3 separate regions of the Homo sapiens genome follow, and all the other regions are linked to region 1. A link is an interaction called in ENCODE POLR2A ChIA-PET data of the cell type or tissue named here. Cell type or tissue: PC-3. All regions are shown on one strand. Links, peaks and the distances in the headings refer to the core of each region. The heading gives the core; the rest is flanking DNA.

Region 1 (6,477 bases), core at 2,425-4,924:
AACTTATGAGGTTGTCTAGTTGCTTTGATTTGTGTCACATGCCTACCTCACCCTTCAGGTTATGAATTGGCTTCATCTAAACTGTATGGTATGTGTTCCCATAAGGAAAGAGAGAGAAGGAAACAATTACAACATCTGATGTCCACTGTAGTGCCCTTTCCAAAGGCATTTTCCATTGCTCGAGGACATTCACTTTCCAATATCTCCATTTTTCTCTCTACACCGAAAAGAATAGGGTGTAGAGAGAAAGATGGGCTAAATCGATGAGCACTCTTTCCCCTTCTTTGAGTTGCATTTAGGTAACAGAATCCCTGGACCTGGATCTGCAGGATAATGAGAATTAGGTTGATTATTCTACCAAATTTTCCATGTACAGTCACTTAAAGCTAATTATCTTCATAGGTCATAGATTCTCTCAAGGTGCACTTTTTCGCATTAATCTCACCCCATCATTAATTATTCAAATCTGATAGCGCTCTTTGTCTCCTCTTGGAAATCTGATTGGTCACTATATTTGTCTTTATTGGTTTCATGATTTTTAATGTTTTCAACTATTAATTTTGTATTTTTTGTTTCCTCCTTTTAATGTTGATTAGTTTATTGTTAATTTTGTAGTTTACTAGTTGAAGCCTTACTGTCTTGTCCATTTTTGCTTCTATAACAAAATACCACAGACTGGCTAATATGTAAATAATAGAAATGTATTTCTCACGGTTCTGAGGCTGTATGTCCAAAATCAAGGCATGGGCAAGTTTGATGTCTGGTGAGGCCCTGGCCTGTGCTTCAAGATAGGAACTTGTTGCTGTATTCTCATATGGGAGAAGGTATAAGGGCTAAAGGGCCTAACATTTTGTCTTCAAGCTCTTTTATAAAAGTCCTGATCCATTTTTGAGGGAGGACCTCTCATGACTTAATCACCTTTCAGATGGCTTCAACTCTTAATACCATTGCATTGGGAATTAAGTTTCAACATGAATTTTGGAGGGGACAGAAACCTTCAAACAGCAAGGCTGATTTTACATATTTTTTATCTTTTCATAGGTCTGGATACTGTTTTCTAACTTCAGACTTAGAAACAGCCCATCTACAAGAAGTTCATAAAGTCTAGCTAACTCCTTTCCTCCACTTGTCATACGTAAGCTGCCCCCACATATGGCTCCAGCTTGCTGCTACCTTGTCCGTGGGAGCAGCCCCTAATGTGGCCCTGTCTGGCAGCCTTCTCTAATTCACAACTGTAAGTAGCAGAGATTTTCCTTTCATCTATCTGAGTGTCAGTGTGTTGTGTTAAACCATCAAGAAGATCTTTAAATATTAAAGAACATATTACTCCTTGTTTGTCATCCATATTTTTCATTCTCTCAACAGCTTTGTCAATTACTATTTTAAACCTCTTTTATCCTAAAGTATTTCATGCTAGTAATCTGGGATGTGTCTAATTATATAAATTCATACAATAATTTATTTATGAGGTGATTAGCATAGTTTCCCGTACATGTCTTTCATTGTCTTCCAATTATTTATTCTGTTTTATCATTCCAAATGGCTTTCTAATAGATTGGATTAGGGTTTTCATTTCCTTATACCCTTTTTCTATAGGAAATATATATCTTTGCTCTTTGATATGTGACCCTCTAGTTTCCTTCTAGTAAGGTGTATTATAGTTGCCTGATCCATAAGTGTTGGGCTTAGTTTGCCATTTGATTTGTTTTGGCCTATAGGCTTTGAGTTGAAGTGACAGTGTGACAGTTCCAGGACAAAGTATTGAAATGCAGTACAGGTCAAGTATTTCTGATTCAAAAATCTCAAATCCAAAAGCTCCAAAATGTAAATTTTTTTGCACTGATTGATGCTCAAAGAAAATGCTCATTATAACATTTAGGATGTCATACTTTCATATTAGGGATACTGAACCTGTAAGTATAAAATGTAAATATTCCAAAATCAGAAAAAACCTCCAAAATCTGAAGCATTTCTGGTCCCAAGTATTTTGGATAAATAATACACAGCTTGTATGTATTTCTGCTCTTCTTATGCTCTGCTCTAGTACATGCCATGAGAAGAAACATTGGCTGACTAGGCTTTTATCCAAGGACAAGGAGAGATATGAGGGGTAATTGTATTCATTTTCTATTGTTGTAATAATAAATTACCACAAATTTAGTGTTTATACAACATGACACAAATTTATTACCCTACTAGATCAAAAGCTTATCTGAGTTCTTGCTGGGCTAAAATCAAGGTGTTGGCAGGGTTGTATTCCTTTTGGAGGATCTAAGGGAAGATTTATTTATTGATCTTAAAAAATTATACTTAATAGAGACCTTTGTTGTTGTAAGACTGCTGGCTGTCAGATGAAGGCCAGCCTTGTCTTTTAGAACCAACATACATTTTTTTTTTTCTGCTGGTGGCCTCATTACTCCATCACCTAGGCCAATAATGATAGAAGGAGTTTCTCTTACATTTTGAATATTGCCTCCTTGTTCTCTCTCATCACTTTAACACAACCAGGGGAAGTTCTCTCATTTTAAGTATTCGAATAATTAGAATGGGCCCACTGAATTAGTTCAGTATAATTTCCCCATTTCAAAATCCATAAACTTAATTACATTTGCAAAGTCCCTTTTGCCCTGTTAGGTAACATATTCATAGATCTGTGGATAAAGGTGTAGATATCTTTGGTGAGGTGTTATTTTGCCTAGCACAATAACTGACAGCCAATTAGTATCCTGGAGAATGAAGAAGAGCCTCTCAATAGAATCTATTCTGAAGCCTTGGGGAACAGAAGTGAACCCTATTTGCTGGAGCCAAGTCCACCCATCTTACAGACTCAAGCGAAACTGTTAAATTGGACTGAATCTTGATTCTCTAAGCCAAATTTGGCCTGCATATCCATAAACATAATAAATATGTGTTGGTATTTGACAATTTTGTTACAGCATTATTACATTATTACAGAATAAGTACAAAAGTAACAGTAGGAGCAACATGAATGTTGTTATATAGTGGATCCAGCGGTATTTGTAGTATCTATGACAGATAGATATAATGTATAGAACTTTGGTAGTCAGCATTAATCCTTATGATTTTATAGCTAAGCCTTGCACATTTTCTGTGTATCACTCCTGAGAAATATTTCTGGCTTAATACTGTGCCCTGGAAAATGACTAAGTGCTTCACCATGAGCCATCAAATTATCATATAACCTAAGGTTTCCATTTTGAAATCAGTGTTTTCTGATCTACCAAGTCATAAATTTGGATGTGCACAGCAACATTCTATAATCAAATAGAAGTGTGATATATAAAATCAAGCTCAAGGGACTCCACAAAGCACAAGTAAGTTCCATTAGTAACTAGCTCAGTTTCTCATGATATATTCCTGATACATAGCCCCTTCTTCGACCCACATGTATGACCTCACAAGAAATTCCCTATAACTAGCTAGCTGAAGAAAAATAGTTGAACTGGTTTACAAATGATTCCGGCATTTGTATTATTATTATATTTCAGCATGATCTAGTGGTGGCAAATAGCAACATTACAGCCCCTATCAGGAGGACCTCCAATGCTACTGGTGAAGGAAAATCTCAGTAGACAGAAATTCAAGCAGCATATCTAATTGTTCACTTTACCAGGAAGAATAAATAATCTGAGCTATAAATCTGCAGTGATTCATGAGCCATGACTCACATGTTGGCTGGATGTTTATGGAGTAGAAAAGAAAACAATTCACAAATTGGTTACAAGACATCTAGGGAGGAAAAAAGTAAAAGGATATCTGAGAATGGGCAAAAGGTGAAACCACAACAGTTAATTCCCTCAATATCCAGGTAGGAAAGATGATCAGTTCTGTAAATATCTGATAGCCTCTTTTCCCAGAAATGCCTGCTCTTTCTCAATGGCTTCTTGAGTTAAGTGGCCATGACAGCAGGAGTAGAACTTAGCAGGGAGCTCTAACACAGATACTTTCTCTATTAAAGATCTGATTTGATGCAGCTTACTTGGCAGTAACAGTGATTAGTCATGAACTCCCAATATAATAACATCCCTGGAGACAAACACGTCACCTAATAGCAGGTTGGTTATATTGCATACCTTCATATTGTATATGGCAGGATATGTATTCTTTTAGACTAGATATTTGTTGTGAATATGTATTTCCCTTTCCTGCCTTATAGAATACCCTAAAAATAATAATGTAGCATAATTTACCATAAAGCCTTGTCATTCATTACCTTAAAACTATTTTGTAGAGCAGCAGAATGATATTTGAAGAACAGTACCAACAGGGAAAACCGTTTGTGTGGCGGGGCAATGTCCTAGATTTGTTATATGCTCTGAACCATTGATCAGTGTTACAGTGCGCTTTCTCTTACAGCCAACATTCATGGGCCCAAGGGCCAAGGAGTAGACATGAGAGGAGTTGTTCACTGGATGTTAATTTCCCAATAGCAAAATTTTGTTTTCTATCTCCACAACATTAGGCTCTGATGGTTTGGAGATTGTTGTCCCTGTGGGAAGTATGCTATTACCAAGGCATGCAAGATTGTGTCTGTTAAATCAGAAGCTAAGCATTTTTGTATTCCTTCTGCCACAGAAGCGTTTGGCGAAAAGAAGGGATTTACTGTATTAGCTGGAATAATTTATCATGATTGATTTTCTACTGTTCAGTGGAGGCAGAAGATTCTCTTACCCCCCGGGAAAAGAACCATGACTAGCTGTCCCACTGGCTGAGGATGAAGGGAATGAGGACTGGGTAGTGAAAAGAAAAGTTACAGATGCCGACTATGAATATGAGATCATTTGCATAAACAAGGATTGTAGTAATTATCCATATTTTCTTCTTGCTTATATATATGCATATATATATTTTGTATCTATTAACAAATAATGTTTTAATCTTTCTCCCTATGGTTCCTTTATTATCTAATATAAACAGCATCACTAAAAATTGCTCATATAATTTAGTCTTTAAGTTTCAAGATACAAAAGAACGATTGTGACTGAACTAGAAAAGAAACAAAATTCATTCAGGGATAGATAGAATGTCATACAAGGTTTTGTATTTTCTCTTGATTATGTGTTTGAGCTTATAAGGGCCATTCTGAACTAGGTAAGAAAAGTATGATGGTATTACCTTTGGTCAGAACTGAAAATATGGATAAAAAGGGAGTTGTGGTTTGTTACTGCTGAGTCCAAAAATCCATGCATTGAGAAGGACCACTGGAGGCCGGTTGGGCATCAACACCACCAGGGAATTGATGGAGTTCCAAAGCCCCCCTCATTGTACAGTTCTTGGATAAGGCTCCCTTACGTGAGGAATTCAGGGTATTTGGAATACTGTAATGAAGGTGAAGTTATCATTCTCTGGGCAAAGGCAAAGTTCACACAGCAACATCCTTGCATGTTCTGGAGGACAACTGTTTTCACTGTTCCAGACTGGGTAATTTATGGTAGCTTCTTAGAAGTCCTCAAAGAACACAACAGCTTGCAGGCAGATGCCTGAGGACTTCTAATTCAGCTCTTCAGGTGAAAAACTTCAGTTCAAATTCTGTGACCTTCGGTGGGAACTCCCCAAACAATTAATGGAAAGTTTTCTTTTCTTTTTTTTTTTAATTATACTTTAAGTTTTAGGGTACATGTGCACATTGTGCAGGTTAGTTACATACATATACATGTGCCATGCTGGTGCGCTGCACCCACCAACCCGTCATCTAGCATCAGGTATATCTCCCAATGCCATCCCTCCCCCCTCCCCCCACCCCACCACAGTACCCAGAGTGTGATATTCCCCTTCCTGTGTCCATGTGATCTCATTGTTCAATTCCCACCCATGAGTGAGAATATGCGGTGTTTGGTTTTCTGTTCCTGCGATAGTTTACTGAGAATGATGATTTCCAATTTCATCCATGTCCCTACAAAGGACATGAACTCATCATTTTTTATGGCTGCATAGTATTCCATGGTGTATATGTGCCACATTTTCTTAATCCAGTCTATCATTGTTGGACATTTGGGTTGGTTCCAAGTCTTTGCTATTGTGAATAATGCCGCAATAAACATACGTGTGCATGTGTCTTTATAGCAGCATGATTTATAGTCCTTTGGGTATATACCTAGTAATGGGATGGCTGGGTCAAATGGTATTTCCAGTTCTAGATCCCTGAGGAATCGCCACACTGACTTCCACAATGGTTGAACTAGTTTACAGTCCCACCAACAGTGTAAAAGTGTTCCTATTTCTCCACATCCTCTCCAGCACCTGTTGTTTCCTGACTTTTGAATGATTGCCATTCTAACTGGTGTGAGATGGTATCTCATTGTGGTTTTGATTTGCATTTTTCTGATGGCCAGTGATGATGAGCATTTTTTCATGTGTTTTTTGGCTGCATAAATGTCTTCTTTTGAGAAGTGTCTGTTCATGTCCTTTGCCCACTTTTTGATGGGGTTGTTTGTTTTTTTCTTGTAAATTTGTTTG
Region 2 (6,477 bases), core at 2,243-4,742, 91 kb before region 1:
GAACCCGGGAGGCAGAGGTTGCAGTGTGCCGAGATTGCGCCACGGCACTCCAGCCTGGGTGACAGAGTGAGACTCCATCTCAAAAAAAAAAAAAAAAAATAGACAATTTTCCTATTGGTAATGGTTTGTGTATATAGTGTGAACTAAAACTGGAAGAAAAGTTTGTGTTTTGAACCTAACAGCATAATATACCATGTTCAGCAGCCTGAGTCTAATAGGTAGGTTGTATGAATCCCATATAATAAATTATTATTTCAGCAAAACCAATAAAGTACTATGCAAATGTGTCCTAATAATTAAGTTGGAAGAATAGACCATCTCATTTCAGTGTTTCAGCTGGCATATAGGGACATGAAACAGAGCATTAGCTGTAGGAATAAAAAGAAAGGGATGGCTGAAAGAGAAGTTACACTGAAACAAAAGATTGGATAATTAAGGTAACCCTGAAATTTGTTTTGTCAAGAAAATTATGAATTCAGTTTTCAAAATGCCAACTTTTAGGTGAAAATGGAACATCTCAGTGTTTCTGTTTAGCTATTTTAGATGGAGGGTCAGAATTCAGAGAGATTAAAAACAAGGGTCAAACATTTTAGAGATGAGCTTTGAGGTTTCTATGAATTTTTGACACTGAAGCTCTGTTAACAATTACCAATTAAGTTTCCCGTAATGTTAAACCCTTTCATATATGTTTGTGTTGAACAAATAAAATTTTTCTGGCCAAAGGCTAGGTTCTAAAATCTTTCCCCCATTCCACCTCCTGGGAAATATATACTATACTTCATAAATTTAAAACATCACTACAAAATCAACTCCTAGTACCTATCCTACTGATACTGGAATAGCAGTGAAGTTCCATTTGTAGTGGCACATTCCTCCTATATGATAGAGACAAGTTTTCTTTTTCAGAGCAGTTACTACTATATCACCAATAATTTATGTACTTTATGTTTTCTTCCATTGATTCTTATGAAGTAATTTTCATAAGTACCTTGTTATTTACACATGATACCTGTCTACTTGGTAGACAAGTATTTTAGCCTCTCATTTCATTTCTTGCTAAATACCCTATTATTCTATAGTTAGCCCTTAGAGAAGTAGGTACACTATTTACTTATAGTAAAACCACTTTTGAAATAGTAAGTTAAATATATAATGGGCCAGATCTCATTTAAATGTAGAATTTTAGAAAGCTAAAGTGCTACAGGAAATTGGTTATTTGGCATTCCAGTGCCTTATAAGTTATAACATTTATTAGTATTATTAACACCTAGTATTAATAATACCATATATATTTCAAAACTGTGCAAAATATTTATTTTACTCAAGAAGATCAAATTCAAAGTATTTTATATGCTATTGTAGAGTAGGGAGATCTTTGTTTGATTATGATCATCCTTAAAATTAATAGCCCCATTTTTGGTATTACAGATCCTGGCATGACTGAGCCCATGCCAGTCTGTTAGAGCAATAAATTGAAAATGCATGCAAATCCTTTATTATTTCTACCTTAAAGAGTTGAAGTCTATTTTTTTCTTCCTTTGAAAGAAGGCAAGTCCTGTGACCTGATTTAACCAATAGAATGTGGTAAAGTGACCTTGGATAAATGCTCAGATTACATGTTGAAAGATCTGGAGCTTCCACCTTTAACCACTTTACATGCTCTGTCTTAAAAGCCAGCCGCCTTGTAAGATGTCTGACTACTTTGAGAACACCATGCTGTGAAGAGGCCAATTATCTACATGACCCTATATAAGTCACTTAGCATGGTAATTTGAAAATAGGGAAAATAATATCCTCTTTAACTACTTGATACTCTGAAGATTCCCTGACTAGTAAATATGAGTATATTGTAGATGAGTATATATTACTTTTCAGTGTATACTTTTGTGAATATATATTTAAAAATAAAACTTGCTCCGCAAAGTCTTTGACCTTGAGAAACCGAGAGTTTAATGTATTTTTGAATATTCTATGTATCCTATATTTTAGGATATTTACATAGGCTATGTGAACTTGAATAATAAATATTTGCACAGTCTAATATGCAAAGGTAGCTCATCTCTGGCCAAGGCTGTATTGGCATATGTGGCACTGAGTCTATATTAACATTCTGTAAATAACAAAAAACAACTTGAGTTTAAGTAGAAAAACTCTTATTTTGAGGATTCAAAAATCAATGGGCCAAAATATACCCAGAGCTCAGAAATCAATTGAAATAAGAAATAGAAATACATCAGTAACTCAAGATAACCTTATTTATGGTTCTCAATGTTTAGCTACATCACTATTCTTTGGCTGTAACCTGTATTATGTTCTGCAACTTTGTTCAAGTACTGTAGACACATTGCTCTATAAGGCATACATCGTAAAGTTGCTTTTTTGAAGGCACCAGCACAAATTAAACTATAATCTTTTAGATACTAATCATCTAATACCAATTTTAAATCATGGGAAATGGATTATTGTCTTTGGTAAAGTCGCCACTTGTGCAGTCATTTGTGGCCATGGGAACAGAACTTATTGTACTGACACCTCCACTGAAGTTACAACCATATGAATTAGGGAATAGACATGGATTTCATAGGAAAAATAATGTTATTATTGGCTTAAGCTGGGCGGTAAACCTAGAGGGGTCTCCTACTGGTTGCTATTAGTGGAGATAGAAAACTCATCTTAATTTGTCTGGTCTCAGGACAAATTTCCTTTTGACTATCATTTTTCTGATAATATTTCTGATGCCATCTTCCTTTATCATCATGGTTTCATTCAGAAGGAAGTGACCTATTTGATTTGTAGCTGAGAAAACATGTAATTAAATAACACCCTTGGGCTCATTCTATTTTTCTGCCTTATCACAAAATAAAAAAGAAACGTCTCCTAAAGGAGAAATAAAGAAAATACTGATACATAGCAAATGATACTTTAGATTTGCCTACAAGGACAATCCTCTTACTACAAAATAAGTGACTATAAAGTATTGGAGAACTTTGGAAAAAAAATAAAACAACTACCTAAGCATTGTGAATGCTGTAACGTAATTTATTAAGTTTGTTCCAAAACACAAAGAATTATTAGATCATCTTTTATTGAAGCTGCTTCATTATCATTATCAGCATTTGTAACTTCAACAAAAGCAATACTTCTAAACTAGAAATATATTAGATTCTTGAAATTATGTTAAAAATTAAGACGTTATAGGAGACATTTATTTTAAACTTCCAACACATTTATATTAGCATTAAAACAGAAAATATGTAAAAAGCTTAAATGAAAAATGAAAGATTTAAATATAAGGTGAAATTTCAAAGATTATGATGTTTTTACTAGAAAACAAATAGAAACGATATTTTAATTGTTTTTATTTTAGTCATTCTCATCTCCCCCACCTTTTGTATGCACTTGAAAGACATGTGTGAAATTGAAGAGAATAACAGTAGACAACAAAAAGAACACAAAAATATCACTTACGAAGATTTTAGTTATAAGCAGGAGCTAAAAAAAAAAAACCATAAATTTGAAAGCCACCTTATGGAAATAGCCAGTAGGATTTTATCAATAAGCATACTGATGTCTATTTGTACTGCATAATTTATAAGCACATCGGGATATCCAAGGCATGAAAAACACAATTCAAAAACACAAGCACAAAACCAAACAAACAAGCGAAGAGCATATACCTGAATATATTTGGAATATAAAGCCTTAGAATTAAGCTTAAAATTGAGGATAGCACTGATTGTAGTGATCATCATATCTAATAAGCAACTAGTTCATTAATCTTAAGAAAAGGCTTCATTTATATATTTGATAAGATAATAACTTACAAATCACATGCTTCAGTGAAGACAGTGGAACAAATAAGTTCTAATTAAAAAATGTTTTATAAACCAAATGGTATCACGTAAGTTCATTTTATTAGGCTATTGCCACAGCTATCAAAATATCATAAAATAAATGATTAATAAGGCAAACAATACTAGTTTATTATTTAACCAAGATTTACTCAGCACCTAATATTTGTAAGCCAAGTGATAGGTCCTGGTAAATAATTAAAGAGATGAAAAACACACCATATCTAAGAAACACTCTAAAGCATTAAAATAATAAATGTATTCACTACACAAGGTTAGAAAAGACTAGCAAATAATTGCTAAAGTACTTAATCAAAAGTTCAGCAGGCTGTATGTGCTAATTGAGAAGATGCAGTTGGGGGAGTGAAACTCTCATGATTGATTAGGGGAATATATTTGGTTGTCTCTAGTTGGTCCTAAATTGGAAGTGGGGACAAAAATGAGGGAAATTGTTAGTTATTGTTTAAGCAGTGACTGTTTTGGGATGATTGCTACCGGGTTTGTGGCTTGGCTTCCTGGATTGGTTGCTGCAGATTCTGGGACAGCTCTGTTTCTATACATGATATGTTAAGTCTCTCATTACTTAGGCAAAAAAAAAAAAAAAAATGTGTGTGTGTGTGTGTGTGTATACACATACATAGTTATAATAAATATCGAGAATTATTAACTTTAACATTATAGATAATGTCAGTTATTTATAGGGTAGGTGGTTGGATTTTCAGGGATGGATACCTTCTTTGTGTGAAGGGAAAGAAATTAATAAAAATTACTTATTGAGCATATTAAAAACTGAGTATATTCAGGTCACTAGGATTTAGAAGCAAAGGGGTACAAATCCTGTAGAAAAAAATGATAGAATCATGAAATCATTTGTATTATTTTGACCAAAGAACTGAGGCAATTCAATATGTGAGGAGAGATTTTCTATAATTTTTTTCATCTTAAATTTTCTTGGGTATATAATAGGTGTATATATTTGTAGGGTACATGAGCTGTTTTGATACTGGTATGCAATGCATAATAATCACATCAGGACCTCATGAGGTATTCATTTGAAAGGAGAAATTCAATTACTGTAGTACTAGAACCAAAGATGTAAGTAAATGTAGGACATGCTCATTACCCTCTGCCCCACCTTACAATAATGAAAGGTAAATGAAGTAAGCCAGAATATATAGTTGAACCCACTTTTCATCTAACTCTATGTGAAAGCTCTAGAGAAGATTTTGGGAAACTGTAGAGATGTAGACAAATTAGTGAGGTAATAAATTAATCTGAGTTAAGGATATAAGAATTACTTTTAGTCTTTATGTTAGTGAGAGTTTCTGATTTTGAGAATCTAGCCTTTCTTCCACATTCTCTGGCCAAGTTAATGTAGATATGACTGCATATGTGCATTGGGTTTTCCTGTTTTATTTATTGGCATCTGTGTCTAAAACCAAACGAACAAATATCCTTGAATTGAGAAACTGAAGCAGCTCATTCTCCTTGTTTACTATGCAAGTTCATCTGGGATCGCTAAATTTAGGTAGGCGGTTACTTAGATTACCCTTCTTACCCTTATTACCACCAAGCTTCGGTACAAACAGGTTTGTGGCAGTAAAGCAGAATCAGTTTTTACTGTCAAATTTTCCTTAAATCTCTATAATATCATCTACTTTTATTATCAAAATTCACCAGTGAATACTCTATAGGAATTGAGAAGCCCCACTATCATGGTATCTAAGACATAATCCCTATACACACTGAGTATGTGTTTATTATGGCAAAGCAGACATGTGCACAGATAACTCTAATTAAAGCTTAACAGTTAGTAACCTCATAGATGTACCATAAAGTCATGTAAGTTTTCAGAGTGGACAGTGTGTGTTTGCATTTGAAGTAAACGATTTATTGGATCAAAGTGGCTTTATGTTGAGGATAAGACTGAAATGGATGTTCAAGGAGAGGATAAATCGATTTTGTAGAATGTCAGAAAAGGAGCTTAGATAAATATTTTTCTTAAAAGGAAGTCATATGACTGAAAACATAGAACCTAGAAACTTGTTTGGAAGGAATATAGACATCTCTGGGAAACAATGATAATACAGCTTAGAAGCTAAAGAAAAATAAAACATTATTTTGGAACTATTACGTTTGGAACTATTGCAGGAAATTGGGTTTACAAAACATTGCTGTGGATGAGATATTTATATGATGCCTATCCTCTACCAGCCTAAAGCTTAACTTGTGGGATGATAAAATAAGTAAACAGAAAACAATCCAATCGACAGGATAGCATACATGTTATATGAAACATACACTTCACTGATTAAATCCATACATTTGCTGTAACAAAACTATTGGAAATTAATACTTTCCTATGTTAGATTTAAAATAAGATTAACAAATCCTGTTTCTGCATTATAATTTTATACATTTGATTGATTCAAATTCTGCTTAAATATTTTTATTGTTTTACAATTTGGCTGGCAAAAATAAGAAAAGTTTCAAATTTTTTATGACCATAATTTTCTAGGCTTCATGCACTGTTTTACCTTTAAAAGACACACAGTGAAAAGTACTTCCTGCTATCATGGCATAATTTTGTTTTTGGAGCCACTCTTGTCAAGGCAAGGATATCTAG
Region 3 (6,477 bases), core at 2,243-4,742, 270 kb before region 1:
ACTACAGACAAATGCCATCATGCCTGGCTATTTTTTTTACTTTTTGCAGTCATGAGATCTTGCTATGTTGCTCAGGCTGGTCTTGAACTCCTGGTCTCAAACTGTCCTTCCAGTTTGGCCTCACCAAATGTTGGAATTACAGGCGTGAGCCACAAAGCCTGGATTTCACATTAAATTATTATCAGAGCTGTATATTAAAATATCAGTTCTTCATTCTTTTAAAATTTTTATCATATGCATAAGAAGCAATGTTTATGTTATTTTCCACTTTTTGCTAATAAATCTACATAGACGGATACATGAATTCATTAGATACCTTTTCTATTTCCATGTTACTGTATGAGACAGTGTTACCAAAGTTTCTGCCATTACATAGAAGGTGTTATTTTATGGTCTTCAACAACATTGTCTCATCTTGGCATTGTCTCATGTTCATGGTTATGAAGTGTCTCCTTCAGGATCATCCAGCTTTCAATGAAAGTCATCTTGAGGCTCTTTTAGGTCATGCCCCCTGCTCAGTTTTAAAGGCAAGTGTTTTAGAGTTTTTGATACATTGACTCCCCAGTCCCACGTACCAAATTTCATTCTGATTATATATTCTTGTGTAAAAAACTTCCCTAAAGCTTAAAACAGCAAACCAATATTTTGTTGTATCACAATTTTGTGTGGCAAGTATTCACATTGAGTTTGGCTGGGATAACCTCTTGCTTCATATGTCAACTGCAGCCATTCACTGGTACTTTTTAGGTTTGTCTGGAGGGTCAAACATGGCTAACATTCATAGCTGGCTGGGCACCTCTCTATAACAATGAGTTCCTCTATGTGCTCATTTGGGCTTCCTCACAGCATTCATTGTGCTCTCACAATAACCAGACATTTTTTCATCGCAGTTGGCCTTGAATAGCATTCCAAGAGTAAAGCAGTGACCTCAATATATTTTTCTTAACTGGCTTCATAGATCATATGATTTCACTTCTAACACATTATATTCTTTACAAGAAAACCACAAGAAAAATCTAGATTTAATGGCTGAGGATCATTGAAGGCTATGAATAGGAGATATATGTTTCATTTGGGTAGGTGGGCTAATTTATGAAGATTAGCAATGGTAGAATTTTCTGACAGAAATTTACTTATGTGTATAATTTGATGGCATAATCTTATGGATGTATATGCATATGGACATATACCTTCCTAGAGCTAACTTCTTAGCTTCTTTATACTTGGCAGCTGTCTTCAGGAATGAACGTTGTTGGGTTCCGTTGTAAAATCTATGCCCTACTCAATTTCTTTATATTTCTGGTGTGATAGGGATTAATCAAAAAGCAAAGTAATCTAAATGTCATTTTATTCTAGTTCAATGTTATAGATTCTCTGTAATATCCAAAGAATAAATTTGTATTTATATCAATCTTTAGGAGGGAAATATTAGTTAGCTTTCTCAAATGTAAGTTACAAAATCCTACAAGATACATATAATTCATTTAAAAGACCTATTTTACAACAACTTTAAGTTTTGCCAAGGTCCTTATTATAAATAGTGCAACAAAATATAGTTAGAGTACAATATATTTAATCAACTAACCTTTTTTATTCTCGTTTTGGTACAAAAGAAAATACATTTTGTCTTTATCCAAAAAAACGTCACTTGTGTCACAGGTGGATTTTCTGTTGTTTGGACATTTTCTTATTTTTGTGCTTTGCCGCATCTGACCTTTAGTACACAGGTAACTTTTGGTCTTTTGCTGCTACTAGTTTGCTAAATAGTCATCTCCAAAAATAAAATAGTAGCACATTGCAGAAACAGGTATATTAATATTTAGGAAAATGTAGCAATGTAAATGTAATGTAAAAATTACAGGAGAAATAGAAACAGATAATTATATACTGTTATTACTATCTAAATGATTCCTGGATGGCAGAAAGTAAAAAAAAAAAAAATTTACTGAATATTTCTTCCTGATCCTTGTTCGCATCATGATATGTTAATCATTCTGTGGGTTTTCTTTTGCTAAGTTAATTGAAATAAGGATCCACTTTTAAGCTCAGTCACATGGTTGTTGGGAGAAGGCCTTTGTTCCTTACCACATGGGCCTCTGCATAGGGTAACATGGCAGTCAGCTTTCTCCAGACTCAGTGGTGAGAGACAAAGACAAAGAGTGCAAAAGGGAATTCGTAGTGTCTTTTATAACCTAATTTAGAAATTATATACCATCACTTCCTCCATATTCTACTGGTGACACAACACAGACCAACCATGATACAATGTGGAAGAAGACTACAGAAGCAATGAATAAAAGGAGAAGAGACAGTCATTGGGAGCTATCTGGAAGTTAGTTACTGTAATCTCTCCCCCATGATTTAAAGTGAAATACATATATTTAAGTCTTTCTAAAATCTCTATTTTACTCAGTTGATCTTTCTATGAATATAACAAATCATTCAAAGATATATTGTGATGATAGCTATAAATATATCTATACACATTATATATATTTTTAAAATGCTCATGTTTATATATGTGCAATTTTATATATCTATATGTATGTTTATTGCCCACTGTTAAATTTTACTTTCATTATGTGTTTTCATGTTTCACTTTCATTCGAAAAAAGAAAAATAATGGAAGTTCTTATTATATAAGCTTTTACATTCCAATAGAAAAATATAAACTATTGTTTGCTTAATACATATACTTACTGAAAATCATTTCTCAAGATCTGGCAATTTTTATAAGAATGGTATTTATATTTTATTTCATTTTCTAAACAGATTAGATTAATTTCTAAACAGATAGACAGTAGATTAAAATTTCCTCTAGCATACATAAAAATATCCTAATACAATAATATTTCAAGTAATATATTTTAATATAAAGTCATGTTTTATAAGTGATAATCACACAGGACATTCAAAATTGACAATCAGACATATTTGCCATTTTTAGGCTCTATTAAACAATAAACTATTTAATAGCTCCTCTTATTTATTTCTAAATATCATGGAGATAAACATCCTTCTTTGAAGGATGACTTTGTGCAATTTTGTTGAACTTTAAGGCATGATAAATTAATTTTAAGCTAGGATATGTGTAAGTTAATTAGCTTGTACTTTATATCATTGCATTCACGGATTCTTTTAATTTTGAGATAATTTACGCAGGTGACATTAAAAAATATCTTGAAGTATGTTTTTCTGTTTCATGAAATCAGTTCTTGGATGCTTTTTTTGGCCACATTATTATCATATATCAATAACTTAAATATTTACTTAAATTATAGCTGCCAATTATTACTTAACTCTTTGTTAGGCATGATTCAGATCTTATCACCTATATTGCCATACTCTTTCTCAAATTTAATAAGATTATCTTATGTCTTAAATGGAATTATCTTATGTCTTAAATGGAATAATTAGTGAAATATACTACTTTAAATTAGTTTTCTCTGATATACATTTTCCGCTTTTTTGTGTTGAAGGTCATTTTATATAAATAAGGATAACACTAGTGCTATTGAGTTACAGTCATCCTTTGGAAAAAAATGTTTATTACTATATAATTGTATAGCATTTTACTTATTTATTTGTACATTGGCTTGTTCATTTTAGGAACAAAAATTAATTTCAAATCTATGTTAAAGTAAACTGTCATTTTTAGAATTAATTTTTATTTCTTCCAAAACATTCATTTTTTAAAAATTTAGACATTTACAGTAACAAAATGTATTGTTTGAATGTTACTGCATGGCACTGAAAAAAATCTTTATGTGATTATAGAATCTCTAATAAACATGTATAAATATCTATTTAAATAATCCATACTGATAGAAAAAATATTCATTTCAAGGCCTTTAAACTAAATTAAATTGTTAGCCAGTTCTGCAAAATTGTCTTCTTATATCAACTCCAACAATCCCTGAGTCAAGTGACTTACTCAGGACATATAGCCAGGAAGTGGTAGAGGCAAAAAGAGTTGCTATTACTTTTATCAGAATTTTCAAAATTTCTATAATAGAAAATCTACTATAGAAATGTCTCCATGGTTAAAAAATGAATGCATTTTCCAGCTTAAAATGACTTCAGCTTACATCATTCCATGAGAACTGCTCTCAAGAAGGTAAAACATACCTTTTTAAATCCTAATCTTACATGAACTTATTATGTTCCACATAGCCAATAACTCCCTCCTTCTTGAAATTTTCACCTTTCTTGTCTTCTGTATTGCGTTTTTTTTTGTTTGTTTGTTTTTTTTTTTTTTTGCCGTGAGCTCTTTTACCATCTCTTTGACAACTTATCTTACTCAATTCTGCTTTTATAAGTTGTAGCTTTCCGAAGGTTAGGATTGTGTTTTTTTTTTCCCTCTAATTCTGTAAACCTTCCTTAAGAACAATTGGTTTTGCATCAACTTCTGTTTTTCCTTTAACAATATCATCATTCTTGTTTTCTTATCCTTTCAGGATAGGTATGAGAAAAGAAAGAACTTGTTTTTTGCTCCTTGGAATGTGCCACAATTTTAAAGAATATATATTTTTTATCATTTCCTGGTTTATTTGGAGACAGCCTATGTTAGTGATGCACTACCCATTGCAAACATATCTCTTTAGGCTTGTCTCTCTGGAACTTATCTATAGCCCTGGACATCCAATGATCTACCTTTTACTTTCTCAGACCTCTTACCTCTTCTTGTATATGATACAAGAAACCACTATGCTGTTTCTCTGCTGTGTAGCCTGTATCTGCTTCAGCACACACTAGGAATGGAGTTCTTCCTAGGTCCTAGCCTTTTCTCTGATGCCACAGGTTCCTTCAACCAGCCTTTTGCTCCTTCGGTTCTTCTGAGATGTGACTCAAACACCAGTCGAACTGAAAGATAAGCATATTCATCTTCCAAGTAATGGGATTAAAGCTTTTTTCTCTTGAATTCTGTTTATGATGCAGCATTCCCTAGCCCTTTCCCTTGGAGGGTGCAGTTCTTTTTTTTTATTTATTTTTATTTTTTATTTTATTATTATTATACTTTAAGTTTAGGGTACATGTGCACAATGTGCAGGTTTGTTACATATGTATACATGTGCCATGTTGGTGTGCTGCACCCATTAACTCGTCATTTAGCATTAGGTATATCTCCTAATGCTATCCCTCCCCCCTCCCCCGACCCCACAACAGTCCCCGAAGTGTGATGTTCCCCTTCCTGTGTCCATGTGTTCTCATTGTTCAATTCCCACCTATGAGTGAGAATATGCGGTGTTTGGTTTTTTTGTCCTTGCGATAGTTTGCTGAGAATGATGGTTTCCAGTTTCATCCATGTCCCTACAAAGGACATGAACTCTTCATTTTTTATGGCTGCATAGTATTCCATGGTGTATATGTGCCACATTTTCTTAATCCAGTCTATCGTTGTTGGACATTTGGGTTGGTTCCAAGTCTTTGCTATTATGAATAGTGCCATAATAAACATACGTGTGCATGTGTCTTTATAGCAGCTTGATTTATAATCCTTTGGGCATATACCCAGTAATGGGATGGCTGGGTCAAATGGTATTTCTAGTTCTAGATCCCTGAGGAATCGCCACACTGACTTCCACAATGGTTGAACTAGTTTACAGTCCCACCAACAGTGTAAAAGTGTTCCTATTTCTCCACATCCTCTCCAGCACCTTTTGTTTCCTGACTTTTGAATGATCGCCATTCTAACTGGTGTGAGATGGTATCTCATTGTGGCTTTGATTTGCATTTCTCTGATGGCCAGTGATGATGAGCATTTTTTCTTGTGTCTTTTGGCTGCATAAATGTCTTCTTTTGAGAAGTGTCTGTTCATGTCCTTCACCCACTTTTTGATGGGGTTGTTTGTTTTTTTCTTGTAAATTTGTTTGAGTTCATTGTAGATTCTGGATATTAGCCCTTTGTCAGATGAGTAGGTTGTGAAAATTTTCTCCCATTTTGTAGGTTGCCTGTTCACTCTGATGGTAGTTTCTTTTGCTGTGCAGAAGGTCTTGAGTTTAATTAGATCCCGTTTGTCAATTTTGGCTTTTGTTGCCATTGCTTTTGGTGTTTTAGACATGAAGTCCTTGCCCATGCCTATGTCCTAACTGGTATCGCCTATGTTTTCTTCTAGGGTTTTTATGGTTTTAGGTCTAACATTTAAGTCTTTAATCCATCTTGAATTAATTTTTGTATAAGGTGTAAGGATGGGTTCCAGTTTCAGCTTTCTACATGTGGCTAGCCAGTTTTCCCAGCACCATTTATTAAGTAGGGAATCCTTTCCCCATTGCCTGTTTTTGTCAGGTTTGTCAAAGATCAGATAGTTGTAAATATGCGGCATTATTTCTGAGGTCTCTGTTCTGTTCCATTGATCTATATCTCTGTTTTGGTACCAGTACCATGCTCTTTTGGTTACTGTAGCCTTGTAGTATAGTTTGAAGTCAGGTAGTGTGATGCCTACGGCTTTGTTCTTCTGGCTTAGGATTGACTTGGTGA

Evidence for each region. Peaks named below come from ENCODE experiments on the same cell type or tissue, not always from the same donor. Only the 100,000 strongest peaks of a DNase experiment are listed, where the experiment ranks them.
Region 2: POLR2A ChIA-PET joins it to region 1 with 7 read pairs; 3 of 35 experiments call an interaction of 5 or more read pairs at or near these places.
Region 3: POLR2A ChIA-PET joins it to region 1 with 7 read pairs; 2 of 35 experiments call an interaction of 5 or more read pairs at or near these places.

The regions. Positions count from the first base shown.
Region 1 is chr5:99,897,946-99,904,422 of GRCh38, reverse strand. No RefSeq gene overlaps it. Among named protein-coding and RNA genes, the nearest start is that of LINC02113, 370 kb to the right of the region's middle. In PC-3, for the core only: no CTCF peak of the experiment used is centred there; DNase peaks (open chromatin) are centred at 3,712 and 3,912; H3K4me3 peaks cover 1,058 bases; H3K27ac peaks cover 1,612 bases.
Region 2 is chr5:99,988,323-99,994,799 of GRCh38, reverse strand. No RefSeq gene overlaps it. Among named protein-coding and RNA genes, the nearest start is that of LINC02113, 460 kb to the right of the region's middle. In PC-3, for the core only: no CTCF peak of the experiment used is centred there; no DNase peak of the experiment used is centred there.
Region 3 is chr5:100,169,900-100,176,376 of GRCh38, reverse strand. No RefSeq gene overlaps it. Among named protein-coding and RNA genes, the nearest start is that of FAM174A-DT, 360 kb to the left of the region's middle. In PC-3, for the core only: no CTCF peak of the experiment used is centred there; no DNase peak of the experiment used is centred there.